2 separate regions of the Homo sapiens genome follow, and region 1 is linked to region 2. Evidence: chromatin loops called from intact Hi-C (ENCODE). Cell type or tissue: heart left ventricle. All regions are shown on one strand. Each heading gives the region's core, and the rest is flanking DNA. Links, peaks and the distances in the headings are about the cores only.

What was found. Peaks named below come from ENCODE experiments on the same cell type or tissue, not always from the same donor. Only the 100,000 strongest peaks of a DNase experiment are listed, where the experiment ranks them.
Region 1: it touches region 2 in a loop (2.0-fold over the local background); 10 of 110 quality-filtered maps call a loop at or near these places.

The regions. Positions count from the first base shown.
Region 1 is chr2:159,599,110-159,611,842 of GRCh38, forward strand. All of the region lies in intron 1 of BAZ2B (bromodomain adjacent to zinc finger domain 2B), which reads right to left. Among named protein-coding and RNA genes, the nearest start is that of BAZ2B-AS1, 9.8 kb to the right of the region's middle. RefSeq lists an enhancer at 122-622. In heart left ventricle, for the core only: no CTCF peak of the experiment used is centred there; no DNase peak of the experiment used is centred there; H3K4me3 peaks cover 412 bases; H3K27ac peaks cover 1,506 bases.
Region 2 is chr2:159,438,232-159,450,964 of GRCh38, forward strand. It overlaps BAZ2B (bromodomain adjacent to zinc finger domain 2B), which reads right to left. Exons shown (of 37, transcript NM_013450.4): 5 at 10,011-10,178; 6 at 8,551-8,744; 7 at 778-981; 8 at 72-464. Among named protein-coding and RNA genes, the nearest start is that of WDSUB1, 160 kb to the left of the region's middle. RefSeq lists an enhancer at 1-707. In heart left ventricle, for the core only: no CTCF peak of the experiment used is centred there; no DNase peak of the experiment used is centred there; H3K27ac peaks cover 418 bases.

The DNA of each region.
Region 1 (12,733 bases), core at 2,384-10,383, 160 kb after region 2:
ATCCCAGCTACTCAACTTATTGAGCAACTGACGTTTTACCTAGAGTGTCATATTTGAGAACGATGCTTACTTAAACAGGTACAAGTTACTTTTAAGGAACTAATGTTGACTTTACGAGCCCTCCCTGGAAAACTAGCCTGGTCCCTGTCTTACAGGGACTCAGCCTTTTAGGTGATAAGGAAGATCACTTTCTGGCAGGCCACACAAACTTAAGAAATCTGAGGGACTGCCGAGCGCGGTGGCTCAAGCCTGTAATCCCAGCACTTTGGAAGGCTGAGGCAGGCGGATTACCTGAGGCTGGGAGTTTGAGACCAGCCTGACCAACATGGAGAAACCCCGTCTCTACTAAAAAGACAAATTTAGCCAGGTGTGGTGGTGCATGCCTGTGATCCCAGCTACTCAGGAGGCTGAGACAGGAGAATCGCTTGAACCTGGGAGGTGGAGGTTGCTGTGGGCCGACATTGTGCCACTGCACTCCAGCCTGGGCAACAAGAGGGAAACTCTGTCTCAAAAAAAAAAAAGAAAAAAGAAAAAAAGAAATCTGGGGCCTGGCATGGTGGCTCACGCCTGTAATCCCAGCAGTTTGTGAGGCTGAGGCAGGCGGATCACAAGGTTAGGAGATCGAGGCCATCCTGGCTAACACGGTGAAACCCCATCTCTACTAAAAATACAAAAAATTAGCCGGGCGTGGTAGCGGAAGCCTGTAGTCCCAGCTACTCGGGAGGCTGAGGCAGGAGAATGGCGTGAACCCGTGAGGTGGAGTTTGCAGTGAGCTCAGATCGCGCCACTGCACTCCAGCCTGGGCGACAGAGCGAGACTCCTTCTCAAAAAAAAAAAAAAAAAAGAAAAGAAAAAGAAAGAAAGAAAGAAATCTGAGGGATAATTGGGGGTACTATAGTAGGTAAAATCTCGTAGAATGTCCCAGGCTTGCTTTCTAGCCTGAGGAGAGGAAATATCAGTAATTTTTAAATGTCCTAGCTCAGATTCCTTAGAAAAAGTTCAAAAGTTAATTTTGTAGCTTTAGTAGTTGTACATAGTGCATAGGCTCAAGGATACGCACAAGTTAACTCAAGGAAGCCTGTGTAGTTAATATTTTTGCACACCTATGTAAATAAGCCATACCTCATGAGACCGGCCTTTTGGGGGTGATCAGGAAAAATCTTTAAGATAATTATTGTATGATCACATTGCTACAAAATCTTACCAGAACCATTCCTGCCAAACAATTCAGAAACAAATATAATTCCCTAACAAATTTAGGAATATATGATTATCCATAAAAATCAAGAATATACAAATTAAAATAATAATATTCCCACTGTTAAAAAAAAACGAAAAAATATTCTCAACTTCCAATTGCAAGAGTATACAAAATGATACTAATTCTTCTGAGGGGGATTTTTGTGGATATGTGAAAAGAGCCTTTAAAATCTGAATAACATACATTCACATGATCTTGTCCCGAAATCCACCAAACAGGACAAAAAGGACCAAAATTAGTGTGGGAACCAGGGAAAATACCAGTACTCTTTTAATAAGACTGATTCTATATGCATATGCCCTAAGAGGGCAAGGTTCACAATTTAGTAAGTAAGAGAATATTCAGAAATGTCCTAACCCATAACTTTCATAGTTGCCGTTTAGAATCATGGGGGGCCTATAAAAAGAAGTGGGGGGAATCACAGATCTTGGGACACATGTTTGCAGAGCAGAAAATAATCGAGCTACTTTTTTGGCCTCATCGTTTTTATTTTTCTCAACCTTTCATTAGAGTTGAGGAGACAGCTTTGAAGGTGAGGATCAAATCTGACTAAGCAGACAAAAGCTCTGACTCATCACACAAAACTCATAATCCACAGGATTACAGAGAGTCATTCTCTCCCTCCTCCCACTCACATCTTCAGGTGTGCCAAGTTCTCCCTAAAGCAGGGAAACTGCTAAAATCGAAGTTCCACCCTCACATATAGAACAACAGCAAAGATCTCAAGAGACTCAGAGAAAAAGTTCTAGGAAAAAATATATGTAAACTATACTTCCTGTTGCCTAGCTCTTCTTGCCTCTTATTCCAAATATTTAAAATGATCAACATCTATACCTGTAGCACAAATCATAAAACAAGGAACCAAAAAAACCCCTTCAACAACACTGAGGTAAACAAGCATTACCAGTTTCCCAAGCATTTAATAAAATTCAACTTCCTTTCCCGATTTTTAAAAAGTCTAAAGAATCACTTGCACCTGGGAGGTCAAGGCTGCAGTGAGCCTAGATTGTGCCACTGCACTCCAGAATGGGTGACAGAGTGATACCCTGTCTCAAAAGAAAAAAAAAAAAGGCTGGGTGCGGTGGCTCACGCCTGTAATCCCAGCACTTCGGGAGGCCGAGGCAGGTGGATCACAAGTTCAGGAGTTCAAGACCAGCCTGGCCAACATGCAGAAACCCCGCCTCTACTAAAAATACAAAAATTAGGCAGGTGTGATGGCAGGTGCCTGTAATTCCAGCTACTCGGGAGGCTGAGGCAGGAGAATCACTTGAACCTGGGAGGCAGAGGTTGCAGTGAGCCGAGATTGTGCCATTGTACTCCAGCCTGGGCGACAGGAGCGAAACTCTGTCTCAAAATAAAAAAAAAGATAGAAATAGATGCATGCTTGCTTAACATGATCTTTAAAAATACATATAACAAACCAAAAGGTAATATCATAAAAAAAGTTTAAGTACTAGAATCATTTCCAAAGTCAGGAAAAGAGTGCCCAATGTTACCAATACATTGCAAATAGTAGTCAGCTTAATTTCATTCTTTATACAATAAAGTTACAAATACTAAAGGTGGCAAAATTATCTTTGTTTGTATATGATTATATATCTAGAAAACCCTAGAAAATCAACTGAAAAATTATTAAAAACAATAAGAGTAATTCAATCAACAGTCGGTAGGATGTTTTGGGGAAAACTGGAGTCTTCTGGAAGAAAAATAAGTTGGGAATCTAAACTTCACTTCTTTCACTTAGACTCCACCATGCATAAAGATTTCAGTTTAAAGCAAGATAAACCTAGGAGCCATAAATGAAAAAAATGATACACTGGTCTTCTATACCCATATTTCTCGCTATATTGGAAACAACAGTCTAGGGGTAAAAAAATTCCACCATACATATCAGAAATGGGAGTAAGAAACAGGAAGAGGAAAGGAGGAAAAGGAGAACTAAAATAGATAACCTAGCATTGGTATGCTAGAGCTTGCTCATAGTGGCTCACAAGAGTCAACTGATAATTCTTGGGAATTCTTGAAATCTAGTTGTTAAAAACAATCATTATTAATTAAATTATATAAACTTACAGTCAATAAATTATAATAGGGTAATAAACACTCAAAACATTACTTCCTAATTATTTTGCATTTTATTATTTATGCTGTAGGAAGTTATTTACATCTATAGTATGGTTATGATGAAAATACTATACAATGATTGTACAACTACATTTCTCAACTTTGTTCAATAGCATTAAGTTGTAGGATTGAAACAGGCCATGGTGGCAGTTTTTACACAAGCAAAAGACACTACAAATCAAGGCTCTCTTTGCCACATATACAAACCAGTTAATATTTTCCAGAATACCATAAAATATTCATATTCTTTGACCCAGCAATTCAAGCTCTAAAAATGAATCCTACAGAAATAACTTAGAATAAAAAAAGCTGAGGGATGTTTGATGATATTTCATCCCATCATATAATAACATAAAGTGAGGCTAGGCATTGTGGCTCACACCTATAATCCCAACACTTTGGAAGGCTGAGGAGGGTGGACTGCTTCAGGCCGGGAGTTCAAGACCAGCCAGGTCAATATAGTGAAACCCAATGTCTAATAAAAATACAAAAATTAGCCGGGCATGGTGGCATGTGCCACTAGTCCCAGCTACTTGGGAGGCTGAGGCAGGGGAATTGCTCGAAACCAGCAGGCGGAGGTTGCAATGAGCCGAGATCGCACCACTGCACTCCAGCCTAGGCAACAGAGCGAGACTCCGTCTCAAAAAAACAAAAACAAAAACAAAAAACTTAAATGCCCTAAGATTGGATAAATTATGCAGTCTTTTAAAATACTTAATGACAAGAGAAAATGCTCATGATATAATCCAAATAATTAAGAGCTAATAAACAACGGAGAATGCAAAAACTACATAACAGCTACTTCGTAAAAATACATACATTTTAAAAATGGAAATTAAAACTTGTTTTATTTAAAATGCCGTAAGGAGGCATTTCTGTTAGAAGAAATGCTAATATTTGGAACTAGGACTCTCTGAAATTTCTTTCCTCAAGCTCCAATTTCACCACTATGCATTCCCACATTTTTTCTTTCCCTCTAGTTACAATGAAAGAGTATCCCTCGTTCTAGTTCGTGATTATCAGTCTAACATGGATCTGGAACCCATTTCTTCCCATTTCTTACAGAATCTCTGAATTATATCCTCTGCCCCTGTATCTTCATTCACCCTGTTAAAAAAAAATCATCTTCCTATATTTCCTTCCCAGAAACTACCAAATTTCTTTTCCTCCTCCTTACAAAAAAAAAAACAAAACCCCAAAACTATTTAAACATGTTTCCATTTCTATAGCTTTAATCCAAACCACTCCACTGAAACTATTAATGCCAAGGTCACTAATGTCCTTGTCACTTAATCCAGTGGATTATTTTAGTTCTTTCTTAGGTAATACCACAGACACATTTCACTCTATGGCCACTCCTGTCATTTTCATCTTTTGCAGGAATAGGTTCATGACACTAACCTGCTGTTTCATTAATGAACACCTTCATTTCAGTAAATATTTCATTTCAACATAAAACAAACTAATAATGCATATAGTAGCCTGTGAATAATAGAATTTTGAACATTTGAAATTTTTATCAATGCTTTTCTGTATTTTTAAAAACTTTTATTAATATTTTATAGTGAAGAAATACATTTTTAATTTTAAAGAAAAGTCAAAGGACAATGAATATGATTAACTGTAAGAAGGAATAAGTAACTGGCAAGTTGTACAGCTGCATATACCCTTTTAACATAAACAGGCAAATGACACAAATATGATATGGGAATTTATTTTTTTTAATTCCAAGTTATATTCTCAAATAGTTTTTTTCCCTTTCTTATACATGTATTTTATATTTTATTTTATTTTTAGAGGTAGGAGTCTTACTATGTTGCTCTGGCTGGTCTCACACTCCTGGCCTCCAGCGATGTTCCCACCTCAGCCTCTCGAGTAGCTGGGATTACAGGTGTGAATCATCATGCCCAGCTATTTTTAATTGACACATAATAATTGTACATATTTGTAGAGTACAATATTTTGATACTCAAATAGTTTTAATTTAGGCATCTAAAATGTAATAGAATTACTTACCAGTATGATAAGCCTGCCTTATCAAAGAAGCATAGTTTGAATACTCTCAATATATTTAATAAAATTAGTATTTTTTCAAAAGATTCCTGTCACAAGAGGTTGAAACAAAATTACAACCAAAACATGACAATGCTTTAAAAAATTGACCTTTAGTTATCTAGCTCAACATTCCTTATAATAGAAATTTTAGAGAATACAATATCACATGAAAATATGGTATAGATAAATGTTGATGGGAAGTTGGGCCTTAACATAGGCATAAAAGGACAGTTTTACTAGCAGAAAGGAATGCAGAATCATTAAATGTCAAAAAATTAAAAATATGAGAAATAACTATAAAAAGTTTGGTGAGGAGGGCATTTTTCAGCTTAAAAGTAGGAAAATTATTGTTAAATCTAAAGAACTGAAAAGTTAATATATTTTGTGTGTGTGTGTGTGTGTGCGCGTGTGTGCGCGCGCTAGGAGAGAGAGAGAGCCAGGATCACACTCTGTTACCCAGGCTGGAGTGTGTGCATGCACAGGAGAGAGAAAGAGAGAGAGACAGAGACAGGATCTCACTCTGTTACACAGGCTGGAGTGCAATAATAGCTCATTGCAGCCTTGAGCTCCTGGGTTCGAGCAATCCTTCCACTTCAGCCTCCCAAGTAGCCAGGCCTACGGGTGCATGCCACCACACCCAGCTGATTTTTTTTTTTAAATTTTGTGTAGAGACCAAGATCTTGCTATGTTGACCAGGCTGATCTTGAACTCCTAGCCTCAAGTGATCCTCCCATTTTGGGCCTCCCAAAGTGCTGGGATTACAGGTGTGAGGCACTGCACCTGGCTTGATAAGTGATTTTTATTTATTTCCATGGGTAGCTGTAGGATTATTTTTAGCTCACTTTTAAAGTGCTGAGATTATAAATATAGAAATAAACATGTATTTTTACCCATGTACATGTAATTAATTTAGTTGGTACCTGCAGTATATTAAATGCTACTTGGAACAAATAAAATATTTGCAAAAATAATCTATTTCACAAAAGGTGGCTCATATTAAAATGCAAAAGGTCAAATTCAAGGTACTACGTCACAGAACACTTCATTATAAAAAAAAAACAGCTGGGCCCAGTGGTGCATGCCTGTAGTCCCAGCTACTCAGGAGGCTAAGATGGGAGGATCTCTTGTGCCCAGTTCAGTCCAGTCTGGGCAACAGAGCAAGACCCTGTCTCTAAAAAATTAATAATAATAAAAATTTAAAAACAGTAAACTTCTGGTCACATTCAATTTAGCTTTTCTTCCCAGGCATGCCTTATTCCTACCTTCCCATTTCACACACAGTACAAAAACATTTTCACGTTCTTTAAAACAATTCTTCTCTTTTGTGAGTTTTGGCAAGTGTACCTACAAACAGGCTTCCTGCAGCGGGAAGGGCAAAGAGAGCTTTTATCTAACTGTCTAAAGTTATTACATGTTCTCTTCCTGGACCAAGTGTTTACTATTCACACTGCCCTTCCCTAACCCTTCAACTTTTACTTCAAATCCCCAAGGCATGATTACAGATAAGAGTTATTTACCCAACAAGCTGCAGAAAATATTAATGACAAGGCACAGAAATTTAATGCTAAAATACTTACACTACTATGGACAAAATCTTGATATGTTCCAAAAGGACTTGATTACATAACAATGCTCCACTCTGACTGCATTTAGAAACCTTATTTAAAATTGTCTCCTTTTTTGTTGTTTCTGCCCAAACCCTAAGAACACTTAACTTTGGCTCCAAAGTAACCCCTCTTTTAAAATAAAGAGATTTGACCCACAACTCTGTCAGTTAATGTTGCCTTGCAGAGCCTGTTTTTCTCAGCATGCTGCACTAACAACCCAGAAACGAAGAAAAGGTCATTTTGTGACTTATACACGGCTCCTGATTTTTTCAAATGTTGAAGATAGGTTTTGGTGCTTCCTATGTCATCACAATGGTTTATGTTAACAGTAATACATTACCCAAAGATCAGAAGCATGTTTCAACAACCATGTCATCATAGAAACCAGAAAAGATAGTAAGCATGGCTTTGAACTAAACTTAGACACTAGATAACTTTTTATTTCCACTGTTTTCCATCTTTAATTTACCTCAAAACTTATCCTTGTACAAGATAAAAAATGGTTACATAAAAGTTTTAAGGTTTTCTTATGACAAATCTCTTGCAAGTAAATGTTCATCACAATACTGCAAATAAAACATTTAATATGCAATAATAATAAATTTCATTATTATTATGATGTAGTAATAATGAAGTTAGGAAAAGACTAACTACTAAAATTTATTGTCCTTGGCCAAGACATTATGTAAAAGATCTTTCATACATTTGTGTTTTGAAAATTTTTTAAATCTTTCCTTTTTCATACTCTTTTTTAGTGGGATTTCTATTTTTTTTTTTTTTTGAGACGGAGTCTCACTCTGTCACCCAAGCTGGAGTGCAGTGGTACTATCTCAGCTCACTGCAACCTCCGCCTCAAAAAAAATAATTTTTATATTTTTAGTAGAGACAGGGTTTCACCATGTTGACCAGGCTGGTCTCAAACTCCTGGCCTCAAGTGATCTGCCTGTCTCGGCCTCCCAAAGTGCTGGGATTACAGGCATGAGCCACCACGCCTGGCCCTCCTTTTTGTCCTTATGGATATGCCCGTTACTGGCAGTCCAGCAGTCTGCTTGTCTTCTGCATTCATCCGAAGGAACTAAAAGAAGTAAAAGTGTTTTTTGAGCCAGAGCCATCATCATGGAGAAAAGGGATACACATATATCACCCTCTGCTCTCTACTCAATGTTCTTAGCAGGGGGGATCATGCATTAGATTTCCAGAAAAACTGTTCACAAAAGCATAGGAAAAGAACCAAGGAAAAGGGAGGGGTTCTGGTTAATCTCAAAACAGAAGATTTGAATACCTCTAACCAGAAAGGGTAGTTTTGTCAGTTTTAACCCGGCCTTCACAAATAAGCCTATCACTGAAATGGAGGATTGAAACTGATTAACCCATCTTCTCCAGAAAAAGCCAAGCAGTCAATTTTGAAAGGAAGGATCCCATGACATTTTCTTTTCCTTCTAGTGGAAGAGGTATGGGTTGGGGTGACCTTGAAAAGGCAGAACCATCCCAGATGTCAAATGGATTGGCTCTAATATAGAGCTCTAGCTCTATATTTGTTCTATAATAGGCTTATGCAGTCCTTCTTTTCTTGGATCTTTTCTTCCTGATCTGTGAATATTCAAAATTTAATTGTTCTTGATCTAGTTCAATGCTACCTAAACCGAAGGGCCTTTTCTAATTATTCCAATGAGAAGCCATCTCTCTCCTACTATGAACTTCCATAAATTGTTATCCATAGCTCTCCCAGAGCATGCTTGGAGATAGCATTCAATAAAAGCTTAAAGAATGAAGGTAGATGCCTCCTCCTTTTCCTATTATTAATACTAGAATAATACAAATGTATCAAATATGTGCAATTCTGTGGTGGATGTCACTGAGTCACTTTACTTTTTCAAACAACGTCTAAATTTTCTGTTTTGCTGGGTTACTAATACAGTATAGAAAAATTCAGTCAGGCCAGGCGTGGTGGCTCATGCCTGTAATCCCAGCACTTTGAGAGGCCAAGGTGCGCAGATTGTTTGAGTCCAGGAGTTCAAGAGTAACCTGGGAAACATGCTAAAACCCCGTCTCTACAAAAATACAAAAATTAGCCAGGCATGGCAGCGTAAGCCTGTAGTCCCAGCTACTTGGCGGACTGAGGCGGTGGGGATCCCTTGAGCTCAGGAGGTTGAAGCTGCAGTAAACTGGGATCGTGCCACTGCACTCCAGCCTGGACAACAGAGTGAGACCCTGTCTCCAAAAAAATAAAAAGTAAAAATAAAAATCCAGTCCATTAACTCACCCTTCTTCTTTTCTAAATATAATTATGTAATGAGAACCAGAAAAGGCAGACAAATAAAATCCCAAACCTGCATTTTAGTCAAAAACTAAGAACCCCTCTTCATCAAGAAGTGGGGAAGGCAGGGAAAACCAGATTTGTTTGAATTTTCCTTCCTTTATTCTGTGATGAGATGCTAAAGAGCAGAGAAATAAATGAAAGGACAATAGTCAAAAGGGAGTGAAGAAGACATAAAATAATTTACAAAATGCCTGATATAATCTCAAATAATGGAAAGTTAACTAATTATAGTTATGATCCTATGCAACTCAAAACTAAAACACAATGCATCATCCTTTAATAACCTTTGGATTTGTTGTTTAAAAAAAAGTACAGCCTACTATCAGCTGGATTAAATTTGGCCATATATTCTGTTATATTACAAACCTATCCAGCCATTTCTGAAGCCAAGAAAGAGTAAAATGCACTCTTAGGACTGGTACTCAACCTTGAAGTGCTGAGAGCTACTTCATCATCTAGTGTGGGGACAAACACATACATGCACATGTGAGCCTAACACCATGTGTGGAAACGCATCATTGTAAATCACTCAGGTATTCACTTATTTTAATATACACAAATCAAAGCACAGCTCCCTGTGATTCCTAAAAGGAGAGCTGAAATAGCATTTAACATTTTCTCCTCCCACCCTTCTCACTAAAAGCTTGAGACACAAAGGTGTTCTCCTCTTTCCTTACAGTTATTACTGACAACATGCAGGAAACTATTATAGCTGGCCTAACTTACCAATACCACCTAAATACTGTAAGAGCATACCTGTGCTTAATACTCCAGAAGTGACTCAAAAAGCAAAAGAGACTCCTTATTAGATTTCTTCTAAAAAACTAGAGTAACTCTATAGTTTTAGGATTAGCATTATTCTAATCCAGTTATAAAGTCATGCCAATTTTCCCTTCTATCTTGCTTTACACCACCACTCATAAGCTAAAAGTATTATACTACTTTTCTACATATTAGATGACATTGTTTTAGACTAATTAATCACAATCTACTGTTAATGTTGTTTCCCAAAACTATGTATAACTAGTAAAATATTATTAGCAATATTTCCAAATCCAGGATAATTCTGTTATTGATCTATGGACAAAATCATAAAACACATATTCCAAAAATTACAATAGTTGTATAATCTAGGTTTGTTTGGTTGATTCTGGCCGTGACAGGTAGGACATGACCTTTTACACTTGTTTCCTTCAAAGCTTCTTCATTTTATTCAGCATTAAGTTTAAATTAAATATTTAAAATTGAACCTGTTCTGTGTTGCAAACACAGCTAAAATAAAGAGCTTCTGTAGCAGCAGTGACCAGATTTTAAATGCAGGTAGATCAATAAAAAAAAAAAAAAATCACCAAGCACAGGCTCCATGTGAGTGGAATGGTTTATAATAGCTTGCAAATGACTATGTGCTTGCTGTAACCAGCTGTTCTTAAATTATGAATATGCAACCAATTCATGTTAAAGCCAAATCCCAGCACTATTTCTACAGAGAAATCCCAGTAGTTTTGCTTGTTCTACATGTTAGCTGTGTTAAGGATACAAATAGCAGTAAGCTTCTGAACAAATAGGACCGAACTATTGGCATTTCATGCACTAGGTCCATTATCACAGCAGGCAATGTCAATCATTGGTACATTCCTATAACAGCTCAGGCAATATGACAATGATCTCATAGGAAAAAAAATCAAAATCTCTGCAGCATACTCAAAGTCCTTCTGACAACCTAATGCTTTCTTACTACAGCCAATCAGATTGTCAGACCTGACCTACTAGAAGACTTTCACCAAGCTTGAAACATTTAAAAACATCAATCATAAAAACAAAGACAGGACACTGAATTATACAGTATTAACCTCTAGGGTTTGCATACAAAGACCTTAGATTTATTTATGTCCTAGCGAGTTAAGAGCTTCAGTACACCGTTCTTTACACCAAACTGACTGCCAATTTGATGAACCTCTCTGCCCTCAGCAGGAGTGCACCGTCTTTGATTAATGAGTGCATGTTTGTGGAAAAGTGTTAAGAGGAGAAAACAGGAAAAAACACCCAATTATGTCTACACATAGCTGAAGTACTAATCCAAGAATTATCTTCAAACCAAATGCTCCTTTTTCTTATATACCATGCACACATGTGCACAACACAAAATTAGTAAAGGTTCTTATCTATGTTGCCATCATTATTATTATCCCCAATATGCAATAGTTTTTATTTGAATGAAAGGCATTCAAAAGCCAAAGTACAAGTTGAATTTTATAAATTATAAAAACTATTTTTAAAGCGTTATCTTTTAAAACAAATTGAAATACTCTTACCTTATATAGTAAAAATTTAAGTATGTGGAATAAAAACTATATTTTCACCTCATATTCTTATAAAACCCTATTAAGGTTAAAAACTCAATGTTTAACTGTAAATATCCATACTTTTAAATATTTTATATTTCAAACTCTATTATGACTGCCACAAATCAAATAGCACTCAAAATACATTTAAAAGTCATATATATTCATTTACTTTTCCTGTTTTCAATAAACATGTGGCCAATATTTTATAACTCAATATGCAGTTGAAAATGAATTAAATATATTTATTACCCATAATTTCATACTTAATACGGTCAACAGAAAAAACTGTAAATCAAAGTTTGAACTTTTAAAATGACCTTTCTATTGAGAATTACCTTCCTTCTAGAAATCTGATGCCTGAAAATTCCTACTTAAACTACAGGATGTTTATGTGTAGTACAATTAAGACTATATTATCTCTAAAGATAAACTAAGCATCAGGAGTCCTTTAAAAAAAAGTTCACATTTCATACACAATTCAATGTTCCTTAATTTGATTTATATGAATATCTACCTCAACAAAAATATGTTATGAGTAAATACATTTCTTAAATATTGAGTCATAGTCAAAGGTAACAGAATGATTTTCTTTTTAAGGAGTTGTATGGCTACTATGTAAAAAGGGTTGAGAAAGCATAATGTCTGAATATAAATCTTAGCTTTAGTCAGTAATGTACAACCTATTTAAAAGGAAAGGGTCCCTATAAACTTTGATTTCAGGAAATCATAATTCTGGAATCAATGGCATAAGTGTTAAAAATTTATATTGTAGAGGAAGTTTTGAGCAAATTATATATTCTAATCAATTTCATATTTTAAGTATTTATTTTTGTAATGGCAAATTATTTTAAGTGTTACAAATTTTATGCTCTTTGAAGAATTATTTAAATGCCTAATACACCTAAAGACCTACAAATTAAAAGTCAATAAATATTGGGACTAGAAAAATTCTCTTAACATAGTAATAAATAAACTATATTATATCCTTAAATCTTATTTACATGAATTTTTTAATGGATGT
Region 2 (12,733 bases), core at 1,841-9,840:
ATTGTAAGACAATATAGAAGCTCTATCTTTCTCTAATAGTAAAATTCTTGTATAAATAATTTGTAACTCACCCGTTTGGATCTCAATTCACTGGTCAATAAACTAGATTCTTCAGAGGTATTTTTATTCCCTGCTTTAAGAACATCAGGAGAAGGAACTATGAGTTTCATGTAAGTTTCCTTTTTGGCTTGATTTACCAAAGATAAAGGTTTCACATTGGACACCAATCCCGTAGACTGTATTACACTGGTGTGTTTGTTCACAGATTCCTCCTTTGCCTGAGAGCTTTGGAAAATAAATGGAAGCTGCTGTGACAAAACCTGAGGCTGCTTCTGCTGGGATTGGAATGAGTGAGTCTGGGATTCAGACGCAAGAGGTAATGGCTGGTGTATTCTTTTTTCCTGGGCTTTTTCAGTTGCTTTCTGTCCATCTGCTTTTGGGTCTGAAATACCATGTAATAGCACCTAGATATAAAAATGAAAAGGTAAGTTCCTAACATCTATTAAGACAAAGACTATCAAGCAGTAAAACCTGGAGATAAAAACGGGTACTTTCAAAGTGTTCTTAATGCCTTATGATAATATCTAAAAATCTAAAAATTCGTAAAAGAAATACCGTATGTCCCTTTAAAAACATTTCTTCATCTTCTTTCTTGGGCAAAAGTATGAACTCAAAGTAATGATTAACTTTAAAACTACAGACTTTGAGAGTCAAGATAAACCAGTTAATTCCTAAATATGAATAATGTTTGGATACTGTCCATGAAAAAAATTATACCTGGTTGTTACTTTTATGTTGTGCTTCACTCTCTGAATCAGAATCATCATCTTCACTTTCTTCAATACTTTGATCTTCTTCTTCTTCATCTTCTTCTAGATCATCTGAATCACTGCTACTAATGCCTTCACTTGAGGTGTCTGATGATGTGCCTGAATCACTATCACTGTTGCTAGAACTTTCCATTGCTTTCTTCCTTGGTTTCTGGATAACGACAAGGTAGTTGGCAAGACTTTATTTTTGGAAAACATTCAAGTTTCAATAAAAGGTGTACTCTTTTTAATTTTCAAATGATATTTTCAATCTCAAAATGTCATTGTAGGAAAAAGTCACATATCGTAAGGATAATTATTTAACAAACTGATCAACTTAACTTACATGACAGAACTCCTCAATGAAAAGTGCAAGCTCTGTCATGTAGAATATTGAAAATATCAATATAGCATATGTGTAGATGTACTCATATGACTGTTATTCTTCAAAATGTATGACAGATTAAAAAGATCAGTTCACAAAATAATTCCAACTATGATACATACATCAAAAGTTACACATTTAGCTTTAGTCTTCTTTCTTTTTGCAGACAGTGAGTCAGTAGCCAAACATTTACCTATAACATGCCACACACACCTTTCTGGGTATGTCCAAGACTGAGTCCTTGCCTTCAAGAAACTTACTAGTGCTGGTGATAGGGGAGGGTACACAAATGCTTAATATAAAAGCAAATTATTCCATATAATAATAAGTGCTGTAGAGAAGATAAAGTAGGGTAGCAAAAGACCTATGGGGCTGCTTTAGTTAGGGTCAAGGAATTTAACTGTTTATGTTTCATTTCAGAAAATATTAAAAAAAAGGTAGAAGATGAGGTAGATAAATATGACGAGAGAGATTTATTTTTGGAACATTTAAGACTCTGCAAGAAAAATAAAATCCAAAGCTGGTAGAAAGTGGTTATTAGGTCACATAAAAGTGAAGTTTTGTGTTCAAGAAAACATAATAGTAGTGGACAAAAAGAGGAAAAATCATGAGATGTATTATAACAAATTAACAAACCAATCAATTAACTTATAAAAGAACTCCTCAATAAAAAGTACAAGCTCTGTCATGTAGATTATTGAAAATATTCATAATTATTTAACAATGGGAAAGTTAAAATTTCACCAATAGAAAGACTGAAAAGGAGAAACATTGAAATGATGGAGCCACAAGATTAAGTACAATCTAGGAACATTTTAATGGCATTTGCTGATAAAGAACAAAATATAGAAAAAATAACAATAAATTACAAAAGTTATGATCTTAACAGAAATACATCCTTTTATGACTACTCGGGATTGGGGAATGAAATACAGTAATATATCTCCACAACAGAGAGCCAAATTGAAGCCACGGTTACAGATTGCAAATCTGTAGTCTTTTTATTGTGTCTTCTGAACATTGATTCAGGTAACATTCATATGAGTGAGGAGAGTCACTCCCGCCATTATATTCCGTTTGCAATGACTCTTGTTTTTTTTTTTTTTTTTCGGGGACAGTCTCGCTCTGTCGCCCAGGCTGGAGTACAGTGGCACGACCTCAGCTCACTGCAACCTCTGCCTCCCAGGTTCAAGCAATTCTCTGCCTCAGTTTCCTGAGTAGCTGGGATTACAGGCGCCTGCCACCACGCTAATTTTTGTATTTTTAGTAGAGACGGGGTTTCCCCATCTTGGCCAGGCTGGTCTTGAACTCCTAACCTCATGATGCACCCGCCTCGGCCTCCCAAAGTGCCGGGATTACAGGTGTGAGCCACCACATCTGGCCTTGCAATGACTCTGCTTTAACTGCTCCAAACTAGTTACAAGAAGGCCTCTTTCAAAGATACACACTTCAATAAGCAGACTAATAGTTCCCATCATTTCTTGAGTTTTCTTCCCTCAAAGTAGGGCAGACAGGAACGAGAAACTGAATTGGAATTGTATGGGTACCCACACAATGAGAAAGATCACAAGGTAGAGAGATTAAAGGAAAATAATAATATATTAATATTAAGACTACCATTTATTTGTCAAAGAAACAGCTACTTCTTTGCAACCAAAATCTGTTGTAGTTTTCTAAGCATGTATAGCAAGACCACGAAAATCATAAGGTACCTAAACTGAAATTAACATTTTTGTTTTAGTAAGGGATAACAAAGAAAAGAAATAAGAGAGCTACAGTGATTTAGCAGAGAAAAATTAACTCCTATTTAAATGCCCAAGGAATAAGTGTGTAGCTTTTTATTTAAAGATGGCATGAGAAATGGGGACTATACTCCCCAGGAACAGTCATCCAGAGGTACTGGTTCTGAAGCTTTAGGGTGCATAACATTCCTGAGTCCCACTTCTAGACAGGGCACTTAATGTGATTCTGATGCAGGGAGTCTCTGCCGAGCATACTTTGGCCATGTGTAAATAGTTCTATTTTTATAAGGTAACACATTTAGTACTCATTAAAACAAACAGAAATGAGAAGACAAGTGTGAGTATTAGAGAAATAGGGAAAAAAGATGGGTTTGTATCACCAGTTTCATTAGAGTATATATGTGTCATTTCCACAAATAATTAGCTAGTAAGTCTCTTTTCTCTTATTTAAAATGTTTTATTACTTACAAATTTTTTAAATTTAAAACATTTTTTTAAATGAGTCAGGGTCTCACTTTGTCACCTACGCTGGAGTGCAATGGTGCTTTCATAGCTCACTGCAGCCTTGAACTCCTGGGCTCAAGCGATTCTCCTGCCTCAGCCTTCAACTAGTTGGGACTATAAGCTAAAACATTTTAAAAGTTAGTCTTCTTAGGTTTATCAAAAAGTGATCAAAGAACAGCTTATTAATTTTCCCCCATCCAATCTGGGAAAACTTTTCAGAACCTTATCCTTGAACCTTCATTTCACTGTATATTTATTTCTTTTAGTAACAAAACAAATACATATTCAAGGCTATGATGTACCAGGCATAGTTGCTCAAGTCTCTGGGGATACAAGGGTGTGAGAAACAGACACCAGCTCTGCCTAGTGAGAACTAGAAGAAGAGAATCAACAAACAATTTAAATAAATATTTTGAGTGATAAATACCATAAGTAAAACAGAATAACTGGATAGACAATGTGTGGTGGGGAGTGGGGTGGGGTTTTGCTTTACATGTAGTCAGCAGGTAAGACATTTCTGAGCTGAGACCTAAGGGAGAGCAAGAGCCAATCACCCAAGGACATAAGAGAAGAGCCTTTCAAGACGGGAAACAGCAAAGGAAAAAGCCACCAGCTAGAAGTGGGTTGAGTGTGTTCCAAAATGAAAAGGTCAGCAGACCAGTTAGAGCATAGTGAACCAGGGAGACAGTGATAGGAAATAAGCATGGATGAACTGGTGGAGGTCAGATCACACAGCTCTTATAAGTCATGGCAAGGACTTTATTCCCACTGGGATAGAACACTAGTGGAGGGAGTGATGACATTTGATGTATACTTCCCCCTCATTTTTTTATTGTGGTAAAATACACATAACATAAAATTTACTATCTTAACCATTTTAAAGTGTATGGTTCAGTGATATTAAATACATTCATAATGTTGTGCAAACATCAGTGCTATCCATCCTATAAAACTGAAATTCTATACCTATTAAACACTAACTTCCCATCCCTCCTTCCATGCTAGCCACTGGCAACAATCATTCTACTTCGGTCTATAATTCTGATGAGTCTAAGTACCTCAAATAAGTGGAATCATACAGTACAGTATTTGTCCTTTTGCATCTGGTTTACTTCACTTTGTATAATAATGTCCTCAAGGTTCATCCATGCTGTAGCAAATATCAGAATTTCCTTCCTTTTTAAAGCTGGATAATACTAACATGTATTTATGTATGTGTACACATGTGCCTCCCCATGTATTTTGCTTATCCAGTTATCTGTTGATAGACACTTTGGTTGTGTCTACATTTCAGCCATTGTGAACAATGCTGCTATGAGTATGGGTATACAGATACCTCTTTGAGACACTGCTTTCAATTTTGGGTGGTATATACCCAGAAGTAGAATTGCAGAATCAAATGGTAATTCAATTTTTAATTTTTTGAGGAACTGCCATACTGTTTTCCACAGTGGCAGTATCATTTACTATTCCCTAACATGTGATACTTTCAAACCATAAAAAATCAGATATGTTTTTAAAGGCTATTTTGGTTGTTGTGGTAAGAATAACTTGTACGACAGTTGGGATAAAACTCATTCAACCTTGAATTGTTTTATTCTTTTCTTAACAGGCTGTATATTTTAGTCTTAGTTTAATTATTTAATTAAAATATCAATATTTATTCTAAATGTATATGCAGACTATATGAGGGGACTGGACTTAATCAATGACTTTCAATGAGAATGGCTGAGATAAGTACCCCACCTCCCATGGGAGGTATCAAAATTAGCTGAACTTTTTTTTCAAACTACATGTGAAAAGAATGAATGAAGCAACTTTTTAAAAAAGTTTTGAAAACTGAAGAAATACTGGGTGAAAAAGTATAGGATTTTCTTCTTTAGTTCCAATGCCCTTTATCTCCATTTTACTTGAGCAACCCACTCCCACAAACCCATGCTGAACCACATATCATCTGAAAGTGCTGTTCTTTTGAAATCATAAGTTCTAGTATGCCTCACTTGAATAGACAATCTCTCTATAATGTTATTTCTGCTTAGTTGCCTTAGACACTACTATGGTACCTCAGAATCTATCTCTAAAACTGGGTAGAAAGAGGTGCCTCTTTGAGTTTTCAGTATGTTCTCCTAGTAACAGTTTTTAGTATGACAGCACTGATTCTGTTTAGGAATGTCAATGTAGATTCCTCATTAGAACTAAGTACAGGAACTGTGTCATATTCATGCCTCCAAGATCTTGTACAATGCCTTACACATTGTAGAGGCAACAAAGATTTTACTTGATTTTAGCACTACTTCTTAAGAGGTAGGATAGCATAAGGGTTAAAAGCATGGGCATTTAACTTTTGGAAGCACATATAAAAATGCATCCAATGATATGATGTCTGGGATTTGGTTCAAAATAATATGGGAATCAGAAATGGATGGTTTCAGTCAGTGTCTGGCATCAGAGAAACTGGCAGTAGCTCAGAGATAGGACCTTAGCGCTTACACCGAGACTGCCATTGAAACAAATCCTATGGGAGAAGAGCCAAGAGCAGGTACAGAACAACAGGTGGAGAGTATGACACTGATACCTGTGTCCCTGGGAGGAAACAATTAAGAATCTTTTATCATGTTTGCTTCAGTGCTCAGTGGTGTAGGTTGAAAGGGAAAGAAAATGGTTGTCTTGGGGCCTATGTACAGTACTTTTGCATTTTTGTGATGGGTACCGTCAAGCTTCTTAGCATTACCAGATGGCCTTCCCCCAAGTCTTCATATAAGCATGTTATACTCTGGAAAATGTTTTCTATTGAGAAGGAAATTTAAAGATTTAGAGGAAATATATCTATGAAATATGCTCAGCAAAAGAAAATAAATGTATTTGTTCAGTTCTGTTTCATTTGTTCCAGAAAATATATGGAGCTTGATGCTGTCTTGAAAAAGGATAAAGAAAGTTTGACAAAGTAGTTCTTAGGATTAAAAATTGGTGTATAAGAGGCAGTAGTTCAGATTTAAAGTTTGGATCAATGTCATGTGCAGTCAGTGACTACCCATATCTTGCTATTCTTGTTGTGATGTATCAGAAGCTTCCTGTCACAATATTACAGCTGAGATGGTGAAGAACATCATGTGTGTAGGATCACAAACTTTTGACTCTCTTCCACTGGAAAACCAGGCCCTGAAAGCAGTTTTTATAAAACACAGAAGAGAAGACACAACTCTTATCTTTGTTTCCCAAATGTTTGCAGTTGATGACAAGGCTTTAACTGGGACCTCTCACTCAAGAAGAAATTAAAAATTGGAGCAGACTAAATCCACTGATAAGAGTGTTCTAATACATAATATGCTAGATCATATAGTTAGAGGCTTCTCAGCTTACTTAGTTAGATAAATGAAACCTGGACTCAATGATGACCTACATTTTATAAAATTGAGATGTCACAGCTTCTGACATAATGTGGAAGAGGGAATCCAAAAGTGCAGAGTGATCAGAATGTAGAAGTGAATTTACCACCTGCAAGCTGCATACCCACCCTACTCCTGGAACCAATGATAAGAGCCAACAAGATCTACTCAGGAGGAAGAAATCGCATTAACAATCTGAACAGGAAAAATTTAACATAAAGAATTATTGATTAATAACAGAAGATTAACTACTAAGAGGAATAAAGTGACCTCTAAATAATACAGGAAAAGGAGATGTAGGGAATATGTACTTTTTGTAGGGCTAAGGTAGAGTAATGAAATAAAGATAACCTTTGAAAAGGGACTTTTTCCCCCAACCCCTTCATTCACCCAAGGCTAAGTTTCAGACTTTGTGGGAGAGGATGTGGCTATTGCCCACTGGATGGCAGAGAAACTCAATGAGGTATCACAGTCAAGGCTGACACACACAAAACACTGCTTGCTAAGATACCAGAAAAACATGGCTGGGAACCTGTCAGCTACAGTGGCAGTAAAATTAGTTTGAAAGCCACCTACTTTTCAAAACTTGCTAGTAAACTGCCTGCTGAGATGCCAATGAAACTCACTAGACAGTGTATACTACTGGGTCTCCTGACCACCACTGGATCTCCTGGATACCACCAGTAGAGAAGCTGTCAGCCAGCAAGCAAGCCACCCATTGGCAGCCACAGCGTAAGAAAAAGAAGAAAACACTAGAACCAGAAAAAGAAGTCCCAGCCACATGTGGTGGTTCATGCCTGCAATCCCAGCACTTTGGGAGGCTGAGGCGGTGGATCCCTTGAGCTCAGGTGTTCAAGACCAGCCTTGGCAACATAGTGAGATCCCATCTCTGCAAAAAATGTAAAAATTACCTCGGTGTGGTAGCATGCACCTGTAGTCCCAGCTTCTAGGGAAGCTAAGGTGGGAGGATAACTTAAGCCCGGGAGGTGGAAGTTGCAGTGAGCTGAGATTCTGCCACTACACTCCAGCCAGTGCAACAGAGCCAGACTCTGTCAAAGGAGAAGAAGAAAGAAAAAAGAAGAAAGAAGAAGAAAAAGAAGTAACATCTTCTTCCAGTGTTCTTCCAGGACCTTCTACTAACAAGGACTAACACTGCAAGAAGTGGCAAAGAAGAAAAGAGTGATTGAGAGCTGAGAGGCAATAAATTGATAACTTGCAAAGTTGGGGATATACATGAAATAAAACTGGCCATGATGCGACAACTGTTGAAGCTGAATAATAGGTACAAATGGTCATTCTGTCTACTTTGTATATTTGAAAGTTTCCATAATAAAAGGTTTTCTTATTCACTCTTTTCTAATGCACAGGAGTTAACCCACTTGCTTTCAAATCCTGGCTCAGTCACTTAGTGGCTAATTATTTTGGTGCTTTGCTTCTCCATTTGTAATAACAGTAGCTACTTCATTTCGGATACAGGGAAGAGTTAAAAGTTATATGAAAAGCAATTAGAGCAGAGCTGATATGCAGTGAATTCTCAATACATTTTATCTATTATTACTATTTGTATTATTTATACTGGTACTGACACCATAAATCACGTATCTATAAAAATAAAAGTTGGTAATTCATAAGAAATTAAACCATAGATTCTGTTGATTTGACCTTCAGAATGCTCATCTTATATATAGATCTGTTATATATTAGTCCTTCCAAGTACAACTTACCTTATCTTTGATTTTGTCAACTCTAGCATCCAAAGGCTGGTTTTTGCTTTGTTCCTGATTACATTTTCGATTTCCTCCACCTGAGCTTGTACTTTTAGTTTGTCCCATGGAACTTGAAGCAGTAGTGGATAGTACAGATGTGTTGATACCAATTACAGATGATGTATTACTTCCATTTATTGACCCATTTACACCTTGAAAATAAAAATAAACATGTTTATACAATGGAATATTATTGCATCATTTAAAAATGAAGTACAGATATATGTACAGTTGGATGAACTTGAAAATATGATAAGTGAAAGAAGACAGAAAAGGTCATGTTGTATGATTCCATCTACATGAAATATTCAGAGCAGGTAAACCTACAGGGACAAAGTGAAAACTGATCGCTTCCAGGGCTGAGAGAGAGGGGAATGGGAGGCAACTGCTTAATGGGTACAAAGTTTCCTTTTGCAGTGATAAAAATGTTTCAGAACAAGATAGAGGTGGTGGTTGTACAACACTGCAAATGCATTAAATACCAGTAAATTATTCACTTTAAGATGGTTAATATTATGTTAAGTGAATTTCACCTCAATTAAACAAAATGTTTAGAAAGATAATGAAATGCAAAACTTTGTGTTTTAATTGTAAAACACATTAGAGAACTTTGTAAAACACTTCAGTGAAAAGAAAGATAGTAAATCATCTAAAATGTTGTTATAATTTTCAAATTATATTCTAACAAGTTATTAATTGCAGAAATATTAGTGATCATTTAAAAAAGTACTAGGTTATTAATTTTAATGAAGTTAATACTTAATTACAAAAGAAGTAACACACTATATTGGGTTACATATAGGGAGGTAATGAAATACAGAGGAAAAAACAGTAGAATTGGGCTAAAATCCTGACTAGGCCACATCCATATGTAAGTAGTATTTTCTTGAACAACTTATTTGACCTTGGCTGTAAAATTAAAATACTTCTAATCTCAAAGAATTATTTTAAGAATTAAGCAAGAAAATGTGAAAAGGTCTAGCATAACACTATAAAACTGTTATTAAGGCCGGGTGTGGTGGCCTACGCTTGTGATCCCAGCGCTTTTGGAGGCTGAGGTGTGAGTATTGCTTGAGGCCAGAAGGTGGCCAGAAGTTTGAGACTGCTGGAAACACAGAGACCCTGTTGCTACAAAAAATAAAAATAAAATTTAAACACGTAGCTGGGCATAGTGGTACATGACTGTAGTCCTTGGGAGGCTGAGGCAGGAGGATTGCTTGAGCCCAGGAGGACGAGGCTACAGTAAGCTATGATCATACAACTGTACTCCAGCCTGGGCAAAAGAGTGAGACCTTGTCTCTATTAAAACAAACAAACAAACAAAAACAAAAAACAAAAAAAGGTATTAAACCTGAACATTATGAAAATAATATTAGAATGGAAGATTTATAGTACTTCACTTATGTAAATGTGGATACCTTTTTCGGGACCATTTCGATTACTTTTTCCCGAAGTCCTTGAATGGAATGAAGAAGAATCATGATTCTGGGCTGGGGGAGCAAATAGTGGTGGAATTCCCAGTAATGGTGGAAAGAAGGTTGCTCCTGTACGAGTATGAGCATCAGTTGTTCGCCACCATTCTGCACCTCAAAACCAAACAAACCAACCAAACAAAAATATATAAATTAACTTTCCAGTTAACGTCACAATGGCTTTCTATGTTTTATTTAAAAAAATTTCAAGTTTCATCTTGGAACAAAACTGAATTACTCATACTTCTGATCATTTTCCTAATTCTAAACAGTAGAACTTGTACACTTATCACTCTTCTCATTAGGTCAGTATCTAAGGATCTTCACTTGGCAGCTTTGTAGAGTTCAAACTTGTAAAGGACAAAGGTAGTCCATAGTTTAAAAAATGAAAGTGAAAACTTGGAATATAAAAGAAGTATTTCACTCTTTGATGACTTATCCCATAACTTTTCTCATCTGTTTCAAACCCTTAGAATTTAAGTTTACATCTACAACCTATGTTAAGACTTTCCTCAAATTACATACAATATAAATCTGGCTCTGATAAATCAGTTAGTCTAAATAATAATATAAGACTATTGTAATCCACTATATCTCAAGTACATTTATGGAAGAAAACTTCTATACTTAAAGATAACCATAAATATAGCAAAATCAGTAGGCCTTTTTATGTTCTAAAAAATAAGTTCTCAAAGGAGATTTCAAAAACAAGTAATTTCACATTAAAATATTAAAGATTTATAAAGCCTCTCCCCTTAAAGTTAATGATGAAAGCCTGAATTTTGTTTTTACTTCCACTCATTAATTACAGATAACAATGATTGTTTTATTGATATAAAATGACCAGTGGTAGAAAATCATTCAATAAAAGGTAAATACTTAAATAGTGTCTCTTAAAGTTTTAGAAAAGGAAATAAGCCAAATTTTATACATTTTTCAAGGAAGGATGAAGTAATCTTATATTGACCCATCTAAAATCTCAAAAACAATCTTCTCCAACTGGCTAGTCTGCTAGATTACCAAATCAGTTATTATCTTTCAGACCAATCTCCCAAAAGATATGGGGTATTTTTCATTGACTGTGACAACCATAAGAACATTAGAGGAAAAAAACCCACAACAATACAGTATGGGAGAAACTCAAAATTGTCAGTCTTTATATTATATAATATTAAAAACTTTTCTAGGAATATCCTTCATTAAAAATAGAATGTAAAATGGTATGCACCTTCATTATCTAATGGCAAAATCTGGTTTAAAAGAAAAGTGAAATTTTCATGGTAGCTGCCAGTCTCAAAGGTCTAAAAAACAGTATAAGTAGAAAACTGCAAAAGCTATTCTTCTGCACTGCAGGAAGGCATTACTAGTAAAATGACACCAATGTATATTCAGCCATGCCTGAACAATGGGAACTGAACCAAGAATAACTATACAAAAGCATTGATCATTTATCCACCGTTTAGATGAAAGATGTACATTTAGATAGGAAGAAAAAGTATGTGTTTTGGGCTTGTATCAGCACAGTCACAATCTTGTTATTTATAAGTTTGAAAGCTAAGTTCTACCTAGCTGATAAAAAGTTACTGTACTGAGGACCAGGCACAGTGGTTCACACTTGTAATCCCAGAGCTTTGGGAGGCTGAGGTGAAAGGTTCATTTGAGGCCAGGAATTTGAGATCAGCCTTGGGCAACAGAGAGAGACCCTGTTGCTATAAAAAATTTTAAAAAGCAGGGAGGGACTGAGGTTTCCCAAAGATATTTATATAATTTAACACAGAGTCTGTAATTAAAGTGGAATTCATAGACTTTGTAAACAACCAAAAAATTGCTAAGGTAATCAAAGTGTAATAAGACTCAAATATTTTAGACATAATCAAACTCAGAAAAAAAATTTTAAAAAGTATTGGAGAATGTCAATGGTAAATAAGCACATAGCTGGTGTGGTGGTATAGTTCTGTAATCCTCACTACTCGGGAGGCTGAGGCACAAGAATCACTTGAGCCTGGGAAATGGAGGTTGCAGTGAGCTGAGATCGCACCACTGCATTCCACAGCCTGGGTGACGGAGTGAAACTCTCTCAAAGAAAAAAAAAAAAAAAGTAAAGAAGCACACAGTAGAGATTAGAGAAAACAATGGGAAAATGTGTGTTATAAATAACCTGACACCACAGAAGAAAATACAAAACAATAAGATCAGTTAAATAAAAAGATGTGAATGGTAGAGCTTCTGACTATAAACTTTACAAATGTCTGATACTATTTCATAGGAAATAATTTTTGTTAAGTGACAAGCTTGTCTTCTAAATTTAGGAAAATAAACAAAATTTAGTCACAAACCAGCTTGTTGACAAAATGAAAAATACAAAATAAGGATTATATAAATCAGCATATGGTAAATTTCTAAGTATATTCAAAAGAAAGAACAGCATAGTAGCAACATTTAACTCTTTTTTTTTTTTTTTTGAGACAGAATTGTGCTCTGTCGCCCAGGCTGGAGTGCAGTGGCCTGCTAGGGGCTCACTGCAACCTCCATCTCCCGGATTCAAGTGATTCTCTTGCCTCAGCCTCCAGGGTAGCTGGGATTACAGGCATGCACAACCATGCCTGGCTAATTTTTGTAGTTTTGGTAGAGATGAGGTTTGGCTATGTTGGTGAGGCCTCAAGTGATCT